2 separate regions of the Homo sapiens genome follow, and region 1 is linked to region 2. A link is a contact called in ENCODE Hi-C or POLR2A ChIA-PET data. All regions are on one chromosome and are shown on one strand. The core of a region is the stretch at or near the end of the contact, and the rest is flanking DNA. Distances in the headings are between cores, read along the strand shown. Region 1 overlaps MTAP (methylthioadenosine phosphorylase). Region 2 has its middle 210 kb from the start of DMRTA1.

The links. A loop is a pair of places that touch in the nucleus more often than their neighbours do. ChIA-PET counts read pairs that join two places held with the same protein, here RNA polymerase II (POLR2A). Pooled maps may share reads with other maps.
Region 1: a map of PC-9 shows a loop between it and region 2 (13-fold over the local background). The contact joins two enhancer-like sites. A Hi-C loop is called at or near these places in 1 of 168 maps with a recorded cell type or tissue (PC-9), 1 of 37 single-sample maps with no recorded cell type and 2 of 50 pooled maps. POLR2A ChIA-PET finds 5 or more read pairs at or near these places in 1 of 52 experiments (PC-9).

The regions. Positions count from the first base shown.
Region 1 is chr9:21,851,709-21,857,072 of GRCh38, reverse strand. MTAP (methylthioadenosine phosphorylase) reads right to left here. Exons shown (of 8, transcript NM_002451.4): 6 at 2,203-2,442. Among named protein-coding and RNA genes, the nearest start is that of MTAP, 52 kb to the right of the region's middle. Within about 2 kb of position 2,277, at least 4 of the 41 ENCODE cell types and tissues checked have a DNase peak (open chromatin) inside an H3K27ac peak, as active enhancers do.
Region 2 is chr9:22,236,533-22,241,846 of GRCh38, reverse strand. No RefSeq gene overlaps it. Among named protein-coding and RNA genes, the nearest start is that of DMRTA1, 210 kb to the left of the region's middle. Within about 2 kb of position 2,951, at least 6 of the 41 ENCODE cell types and tissues checked have a DNase peak (open chromatin) inside an H3K27ac peak, as active enhancers do.

The sequences.
Region 1 (5,364 bases), core at 1,028-3,527, 380 kb after region 2:
GCCCCCCACTCCATCAGAGCCACCATCTGATGACCACCCTCTTACAAGCCAGCATTATACTAGCTTTTTTACATATCTCATTTGGTTTAATTCTTCCAGTAATCTTTCAAGGTCTAACTGACTAAACAATGACTAAACAACCTCCACTCCTCACCCAGAGCCCTGGCTTCATTCTACAGAAGAGTAAACAAGTGAAATAACTCGCCCAATGTGACAAGCAAATGGAGCAACTCAAATCTGAAGATGGGTTTAGAGAACTCCAAATCCTTTTTGCCATGCCAGGCTGCAACACACGATTGGCTGAAATAATGCCATCTTTCTGTGGGCCTTCCTTGTAGCATTTAACACTGTCTTCAAGCCTTTCCACTTACAGAGCTTAATTTCTCTGCTTTTCAATAAAGTAGCTCCAGCTGACTATTTCCCCAACCTCATTTGGCTACTAAAGGAAATCACTGCTGGTTCTACAAAGGAGGAGACATATGTTATTAGACTGAGCAGAAAGCCACAGGCAGGAAGCAAACCGCTCTCAGGGTGTGGCAGGGGCTGGAGTTTCCTATTAATTGGAAGCAGCTTCTTGACATTACGAGGCTGAGTTGTTCCTTAGGTTACCAAAGCTGCCAAATAAGATATTATGTTGTGACTTAATGTAATAATTTGCGAATCTCTTACATAAAAGGCATCCTAGTACTAAGCAAACAGTTTATTACACTGAAGAGTCATCATAAGGAATTCATGAAAAACAAAGAACCTGTGTTCATCTATGACCCAAAACACTGTACACATTAGATAGTAAAACAAACTCTCTAAAACGGTGGTACAATATTAGGCCTCTTTGGAGATGTCACTTACCCTAAATGTGCTCAGAAAGTCACCCCTAAATGTTTTCCTTACTTCAAAAGTGACTGCAGTTTTGTCGTCCCTTTATCTTAAAATGAGATAAATGACAGGACGAACGATCTAGTTTATTCAAGTAACACAAGGAATAAAAAGAGAAAGAGGTGAAAATTAGATTAAAAGAGACAAGAGGTAATCATTAAAATACAACATATGGATTGTAAGGGATTCTGATTTGATCAAATTGTTAAAAATTATGAGACTGAAGGAAAAAGGAATAGTCTGAATATTTGATTATATTAAGAAATTAATATCATTATTTTTGTACAATGATGGCATGGTTATAACTTAATTTTAAAAAGACCTTTTAGGAAAATATTTACTTCACAATGAGGGCAGGGGAGAAATAGGTAGGGACATACCTATCACACAAGATTGGCCATGGCTAATTGTGGAACCTAAGTGATGGGTACCTGGAATTCATTATATTCCACCCTGTACTTACACAGATGTTTAAAGTTTTGTTTTGTTTTGTTTTGGAAGCTGACCTCATTGTTCCAGTGTCCTCAAATTCCAGCTGGATCCTGCTGCCTTCCCTGCCTGAACCCCTCACTGTCCTTCCATCTGAAACCCTTACCATGGTCTGTATGGCCTGGCCCTACTGTATTGCATCCCTCCTCTCTCTCCCTTCTCCCCAGTCTCCCTCCTTTCCACTCTACTCAATCATGCCCTTCTTGCCCATCACACTTAAAACAGGAAGGCTTCTCATACTTCAAATATTTGGTCTGGTCAACTCTATTCAGTTGACCTAGTGTACCCTTGTACCTCACCATTCTATTTCTTTATAACCGTTAGCTTTCTTATATTGGTTTGCTTAACTTCTATCTCCATCCGACAGAATGTCGGCTCCTTAAGGACTTCTCTGTTTGTTGTCACATTTCTATGCTGAACAGAGTATCCAGCCACGGTACGTTAAATAGATGGATGTGAACATACAGCCCTCTCATGAGGAAAGGGTTAATAGATTTTTTTCCTTCTTGAAAACAAAAAACAGTAGCATAGCAGCAGAAATTGGCAATCAAAATACACCTTTATCCTGAAAATAAGGCCCAAGTCTTAGTATGATTCTCAACACATCTACCTGCCTACAATGTACTATTTTCACTACTGATCCTTGGGTAAAAGTGTCTCTTTCTTTCCTTTGATCTTTGTTCTTACCTTCCAATGGAACTACAGAAAATATTAACAACTTCAAAACCTTGTAGAAAGGCACTTTCTGAAACTAACGTAATAGAAACAAACAGTTAAGACACCCTATTGGCACCCAGAAACCCATGCTATATGTGCTTAGAAAAGAATTCCACCTACTGCTTCCTCGTGCTCCTTCCAGCAGTCATAATCTGTCGCCATGGCGATACTTGCGTAACAAATTCCAGCCTCCTTAGCAAGAACCACCTCTGGAACTGTGGTCATGTTGATAACATCCGCCCCCCAGGTGCGGAACATGAAGCTTTCTGCCCGGGAGCTAAAACGAGGTCCCTCGATTGTGACCATTGTCCCCTTTGAGTGGCACCGGAGTCCTAGCTTCTTAGCAGTCTCTATAAGAACCTAGAAAAGAAAAACCAGAAACTTCAAAACATACTAGCACATGCACAACTTAAGGCTGCACTTCCCCCCAATGTTTACCAAGTTGATTTCTTAAAGATGATTTGTCACTATAATAAATGCCTACTATCTGCCAGGCTCTCAGAAAAAACCTAGAGGACCACAGAAGGGTGTTTCCTGGACCCTTTCTCATTCACATAATCCTGTTTCCCCAGCCCTTTGCATGTAGAAACTAATAGCTACACAAGCAAGCACTGAGCTCTTTCTACTCGCCAGGCATTTGTTTATATGCTTTAATCTCATTTGCTTCTTAACAACTTTAAGAGACTAAGCTGGTTTGAGAATACAGACTGGAGTCTTAACTTTTAACCTCGCAGGCTAAGCTAAGGTGCCTCTCGTCGCTTATCTTCTCAAACAGGTGTGTTGAGTTCTATTTCCAGGCTTCTGAAAAGTTAATTCTCATTACTTTTAAAAATACAGAATCTGAAGACTTCTGTAAAAGCTTTTGCTGGTTAGAAAGTGATTTCTCTTTTGCCTATTGCCTTTCCACAGAGTTGTGCTGATTGTTTTTCTGTTCACAGGGATAAACATCTTGGAATTCCTTTAGTGGCAAGGCTAGGCATGGATTTTTAGAAACATCATTGAAAAGTTCGATCCTTTTCTCCAGTGTTTTATTTAATACTGCACATCTAATCTTCAAGTTATTAATTACCTTCATTTTTTCTTAGCTTATTCAATATTCCCTTTTAATTAAAAAAAAGTCTTTTCAACTTAACTGTTAACTTACTGAAGCACTGTTGAAAAATCATCTCTGTATGCCTTAGTTTTCTCAAGTGTAAATTGAGAATAATGATATCGCATAATTCAATTGTATGAGGAAGATTAAATGAACTAAGGTATATACAAGCATAGAAGCATGCCAGGTGCGCTGTAAACACTGTATGCACTAAGCTGGTCTTCTAACAATCATTAATACTGGCAGCTTCTACACATATTTGGCTAACCTTCCTGGGATACTATATAAATAAAGTGGAGTGACTCAAAGTCAAAGTCTCCAATCTGGGCAAAGTCTCACCTGCACATGTGTTCATCACATAAACAAATTAACCTATTTCCTTAAAAAATAACTTACACTATGCCACTGCAATGGGAAACAGAATTTTCACAAGAGTCTTGGCAACTCAAAATTTAGCAAGCTATGGACAATGAACAGTTGATGCTACATCATGTTTATCTTATAAATGCTGAAAATAAAATTATGCTTAATTAACACTTTTCCCTAAAAAGTATATGTTATAAATGCAAAAGCCTAAATCTCTACCCCACCCCCTTTTCCCCCCTAAAGTTAAGACATAACAAGCCCACTCCCGCTGGTTCAATAATGTCTTTAAAGATCCTGAATAACTGAACCATATGCTTGGCTAAAGTTCACAGTGCTTCTAGAGATGAATGGCTCTTGACAAGTCCTCACTGTCACTCTGGCACTTTGGGAGATAGGTACCATGCTTATGAGGAGGAGGAAGAAATGGAGGCTATGAATATATGTCAGCCACCTGAACCAGCATTTTGCATTCCTTCAAGAACAGCTAACACTATCTTAAGGCAGCAAAAAATATCAAATACAGGGTCAAGGTCCAGGTCTGAGTTTAAGATGATTTCATTTTCTTACCTCGTGTAATCACTGAACTACTAAACAGACGGATGTGGTAGTGAAAGTACCACAACCCTCACCAAGGAACTAGCAATATTAGATCACCAGCCTAAACAGATTTAATGTCAGGACTTTCATATTAACTCCTAAAATGAATAGAAGTAACACTGCTTTTGGAACACGTATTTGTACATGGTACAAAACTTAAATAGTACAAGGAAAACCACTGTCCCTTCCCAAGGGAAACCATTATTACCAGGCTTTTTTTTTTTTTTCATTTCAATAGTTTTTGGGGAGCAAGTGGTTTATTGTGATGTATATAAGTTCTTTAGTAGTGATTTCTGGGATTCTGATGCACCTGTCACCCAAGAAATGTACACTATACCCAATGTGTAGTCTTTTATCCCTGATTCTCCTCTCCCACTTCCCCCAGAGGCCCCAAAGTCCATTACATCATTTTTTTTTTTTTTTTTGAGATGGAGTCTCACTCTGTCGCCCACGCTGGAATGCATTAGTGCGATCTTGGCTCACTGCAACCTCTGCCTCACGGGTTCAAGCAGTTCTCTGGCTCAGCCTCCTGATTAGCTGGGATTACAGGCACCCGCCACCACGGCCAGCTAATTCTTTTCTTTGTATTTTAGTAGAGACCCCTTTCACCATCTTGGCCAGGCTGGTCTTGAACTCCTGACCTTGTGATCCACCCACCTCGGCCTCCCAAAGTGCTGGGATTATAGGCATGAGCCACTGCGCCCGGCCCTATTATATCATTCTTATGCCTTTGCATCCCCATAGCTTAGCTCCCACTTACAAATGAGGACATAACGATATTTAGTTTTCCATTCCCGAGTTACTTCACTGAGAATAATGGTCTCCAACTCCATCCAGGTTGCTGCAAATGCCATCATTTTGTTCTTTTTTATGGCTAAGTAGTATTCCATTGTATTAGTCAGAGTTCTCTAGAGGGACATAACTAATAAAGGGGAGTTTATTAAGTATTAACTCACATGATCACAAGGTCCCACAATGGGCCATCTGCAGGCTGAGGAGCAAGGAGAGACAGTCCAAGTTCCAAAACTGAAGAACTTGGAGTTTGATGTTGGAGGGCAGGAAGCATCCAGCATGGGAGAAAGATGTAGACTGGGGGACTAGGCTAGTCTCTCTTTTAACAATTTTCTGCCTGCTTATATCCTAGCCATGCTGGCAGCTGATTAGATTGTACCCACCCAGATTAAGGCTAGGTCAGCCTTTCCCAGCCCACTGACTCAAATGTCAAT
Region 2 (5,314 bases), core at 1,702-4,201:
AGGATGAGGAAGTGGGAGAGACTTAGGCAACCAGTGGGTTGCCTAAGCTAAACCTTAAAGGATAAGTGAGAATTAGAGGTTTGCAGAGTAAAGCAGTTAGGAATTAACTAGATTGTTTTTTTAATGGAGAAAGACAATCCAGAAAGCAGAAGAGGTCCAAAAATGGGAGCTGAATGACATAGCCAAATATCTGAAAGACAGGTTTTGATAAAGGCTACTAAAATGGTATTACAAAGAACTATAAGAGTTCAGAAATAAGAGAAATTACTTCTGACTGGAAGGATCTGGGAAAGGTTAACCAAACAATTCACCAGTTAAATTGAAAAGAATCAAGCTAAATGAACAGCAATTCCAATTTTGAAAAAGCAATATTAATCACATATACAAAACCAATTTTAAAACCATGCTATAATGATTATCAAATAGGTAGTCCTGGAAATTTCAATTACCTGGGAGTTTTACAATTGCCAAGACATTGTGCCAGCCTAATACGGTAAAAGAAGGAGAAATTCAAATCCTCATGAAGCTTGATTAATACTCTGGTGCTTACGAATACCACATTTTAGCACTCCTTAATACCTTCCTTAATAGTTCACTAGTAGGTAAGGCTTAGTCACATGTCAAGAATAAGGTCTATGGAACTGCACATTATTCACTGACAAGAATCTAGAGAACAGACTTCAACTTTTTAGTCGTTCTCAGCCCACAAACTGAGGGCTTGAAAAAATCTTTTCATTGTGCAAAGATATCTGTTGTGAGGGAATTTGTACCAATGGGATTTGAACTATTATAAGTTTGCACAAAAGATATGTTAAAAACCTACACTGAATTGCCTGTTTAAGAAGAAAAATAATTTTTTGAATGGAGAAAAATGAAGATTATTTTAAGAAATCTTTCTTATAAATCAAGATTTGCTGAATTGAAACCGTCAGTAACCAAAAATAATCTGAGGCAAGGGGATTCCCCAGAGGGCTACTAAGCAAAACAAAAGTTTTGTCAAGGGAAATGTGGAGTGTGTTAAAGTGTAGAAATGAGTCATAGGGCCATTGACTTTTTTATTAGAAGGGTTGAGTTTCAGCCATTTGATACTGAATGCCCTGCATGAACCAGGCACCTTGCTAGACATTGGAAATAATGCAGATATGTCCCTATTCTCATTGAGTATACATTTCTAGTGAGGACACAGACAATAAATGAACAAATAAAATCACAAACACATGTTTAGAAATTATAATAGGAAGGAGGAGTATAAGGAGAGAGAATAAAGGAAGAGACCAAATTTAGATTAGGGTCAGAAATAATCTCTCTGATAAAGCAATATTTATGCTGATGCCAAAGGATGAATAGGAAGGAATTAGCCAGATGAAGAATAAAACATGGAGTCCAAAAAGAAGAAAACTTATGTCTAGTGTCAAAAGGTAGCAAAGAGCTCAGTGAGTTCAAAAAGAGTTTTTTAAATGAATGGGTAGGAATATAATGAGCAAGGCAACAGTGACCTAAGATAAATCTAAAGAAGTGAGTAGACTAGAGTGGCTCTTTGAGACTGAATTAAAATGTTTGAACTTTGTTACATGCAGTGAGGATCTTAGAAATCACCTTGTCTAAATTTACATTAAATGAAAAATATAGATATCAACAGCTCCCATGTCAACAAGCTGAACATGTCACTTCTTGAACCCATGATTATCAGGGAATTTACTGCTAAAATAGCCAGTTTTGATGCTGCTTATCATAACTATCAGAAACTCTGCCTAACAAGTTATTTTGTGTGATTTACCTTGATCTTATAGAACAGGTTTGTATGAAAGATCCAGGGCAAGTCAGTAGATCAGAATTACAAAGCTGTGAGATGTGGTTTGCTCCAAAGACTCAGATGAAGATGGATCAGAGTGGCATTTGCAGGGCTCTGGGTGAGGCAGTGAACACTTTTGCCCAGAAGACCACTACAGCAAGGGCCATGTCGAAGGCATGGGGTGAAGTGAGGGGAGTAGACAAGGGGTTTTAAAAATTTTTTAGTGTCTTCCAGATACTAGACACTATGTGAGTTGTCTTCAGGTTTCATATCATCATCACAACCACCTTATGAACTAAGTATAATCACCTTCATTTACAAATGAGGAAAGGAAAACTCAGATTATTAGGCCCTCGTCTCTGAGGACAGAACTGAAGTCTTTCACCACCAGCATTTGAAAAAGACCTGCCCTCTTTCCACCGATGAAGATGCTACCCAATAAAATTCAAGCCCAAACAGAATAAAGAGGTCAAAAGTTCCCTTTCACGTAAACCTTTGTCTTATCTTAGTATGACCCTCAAAATATCCACCCAAAGCAGGCTATCAATATCTGTTAATTAGTTGATGAAATGACATGATTGTGGCCATTCTGTAGTCTTTAAAAGGAGATCTATTTGTGTCAATAAACAACGAGCTCATTAAAAACTACCCATAAAACAATTAGGCCAAGGGAATTTTGTCTGATAACAGTGAAAGAAGGAAGTGAGGATTTAGCTGCAGATTCTGGAATGAGCCTGTTTATCCTCCAGGACCACAGCAGTTTTGTCTTCAGGCTTAAGATAAATCACTGTAAGTGTGAAGGTGTTCAGAAAAATAGGTTCTGCCATTGCTACTATGTCCTGAAGTTTCTTCCAGTTTGCCTTTGAAGAACACAGCCACTAAACCGCCGCTAGATGTCCTCAAAGTAAAAAAAAAAAAAAAAAAAAAATTATGGCAGAAAAGTACTTCGGCACTTTTAGGAACTACATTGACTTATTTGTCTAGATTATTTGACTCCTGAGCTCTAAGTGAGATAGAGGGATTTGGTAGTTAAACACGAACATCCGACCTCTGTAAATGAAATAGAGTTCTGTAAAGGAAAGGGCATTTTAGTAACTTCTCATTTTCATTTTAATTAGGATTTGTATTACTCTCCTTCAGGAAAGCAGGCCAAAGAGACTGAAGGAGCAATGGAAACATTATCCTCACCAACACTGACCAGTCACCTGAAGAGCACTGTGAGTGAATAACCCGTGGGGCCAGCTACTTAGCAATTTCAAATGCACAAAACCTGTGCTCTGGCCTATCTTTTAACATCAAAACAGCTGAAAAAAAAATTGAATAGTTGGATTGCGATTTCCTGAAATAGAAGCTGCAATACCTTTGGTTTTTTAGTTATGATATTAGCTAGTGAAAAAGCACAACTTAGCAAAGTATGTTCCCCAGTTAGTCTTTTAAATAAACTCAGACTTCCGTAGTCCCCATTGGTCTCTACAGGCTCAGAGGCCCATTTCCTCCTCGCCCCTTACCTTCCTTTTAGTCTCTTTTTCTTTTCCAGTCCTTTTCCCATCTTTGGTTCTTCTGTCTCTCCTCTTCATTTATTCCACTCTTTTAACAGTATCTTAGTTCACCATTTTTATACACAAAAAATCAACTTCTTGATAACAATTTTTAACATATTCAACTGAAATAATAAGCACTTGCCATGGTTTTCAAGAGTCAGGAAAAGGAAACAAAAAGAGGGGGGAAAAGAAGAATAAAGAAAGAAGAGGAATGAGAAAAAGAGAAAAAGATTAGAAAACAAGTTGTTCTATCTGTACTTGTTCGAAACTTGAGAAGAAAAATTAAGTTACAGAGAGATGGGGGTTGTGGGGGTAAGAGCTGTAGAAAGCTGTTTTCCTTCATTTTCTCTGCCTCCTGGAGCACTGGCCTCCTATATCATGTGTTAGGAATTTCTAATCTTACCACAGCCAGATGACTCATGCCCACTGACTGAGTCTTTAGACTTCTACAAAACACCTGAAAAGATAAATTTTAATTGAGAAAACAACCTCTCACTCCAGGGTATGCTTTCAAGATAGGTAGGGGGATTTTCAGCATTTATTTCCATTTTGTTCACTGAAGACTCATAGGGCTTAATCTTAATTTCAGACATAGTTGTGTCTGACAGCCAGAGACTATTTTCAGATCAAGGGATAAACTGGCATGGACTAAGACTTGCTTCTGCCTAGGAATAAAGACTGAAATGAGTCAAAGTTGTCCTGATTTGGGACACAAAGCATGAGGTTAATGTGGGGGGATACCTTGTCTCCTTGCGGGAGCTAGCTCATCAAACTACCCCTCCCCTCACTCACTTCACTAACTGATGTGGTTAACTATCACATCAAAGGGCAACTATCACATCAAAGGGCAACTCCAGGTTGCCCTTTGGGGATGTGTTGTTTATCTCCCTCAAGACCAAAGTGACTTTCTAACCAAACTCTCTGAGTGCAAGTCACTAAAAAAAAAGAAATGTGGGGTCCACAACATCTAATTCAAAGTGTGTTAACTAAACCCATAGTAATAATCATATAACAGCGTGCCTCTTCGTTTTTGTGTAAAAAACAAATAGCGAAAAAGAATCAAGGAAGTATTTTCTGAATGTATACATGGAAGCCTGGACATAGAAGTAAACCATACATACAAACAAGTAACCACCTATCCAACTTTCCCTTCCAAGGTAAAAACTAACATTAAGGGAGCACTTAGAATATCACTGAACCTGTGCTAAGAGGATCTATAAGCATTAGTTCTAAAACTCTAAACAGCTGTAAAAGGTGTAGACAATTATTTATATCTACGATCAGAAAAACTAATGCTTAGAGAAGTTTGAACTTTCTTTGAAGTGAATAGCGATTTCTTCTGACATAACTTGAACGAGGCCCTGTGCATGCCTGAGAGCCTGAGAGACCTGGGAATTAGGAAAAAACTGAACCTGAAATTAAGATGGGAAATTAGGCCTTTTATTATTTCTTGGATCTTCAGAAACTGAAATTCCCAATATGTCTCAGTGTATAGAGACAGGAAACACTCTGTGATCATCCCTGCTTTTGTCTCTTTCTTTCTTTTAGAAGATTATCCATATTCTGTTCCAGTAAACTCCATTTCCCATGGAATGAAGTCTTCCCAAAGCATCCATTAGCACAGAGCTAGTGGGCAGAGCTTCAAGGTTTGACAAAGAATGGTCAAGTCTGAAGTCTGAACTCCTTCTCTTCTGCAAGACTAACTTGCCACTGCTGGTTCCCCTTATTCTGCTGCCATAGAGACCAATTTTTAAGAGAGAAAGGCTGAAATGTTTAAGAGTAGAAAGGCTGAAACTTTTAAAAATTGGAGTGCTCTTGTATGAATGGAGGAGAGCAATGATGAAGTGCCAATAGAATGAAGGAAAATTGATTCCCAGAGCCAACTCCCTTTCAAAAGTAGCTTGTCTGTAGCACTATATCCCATTGCTGAGATTGTCCCTGAGATTATTTATTTCAGTGTTACCTAAAGTGTAGTCCAAGG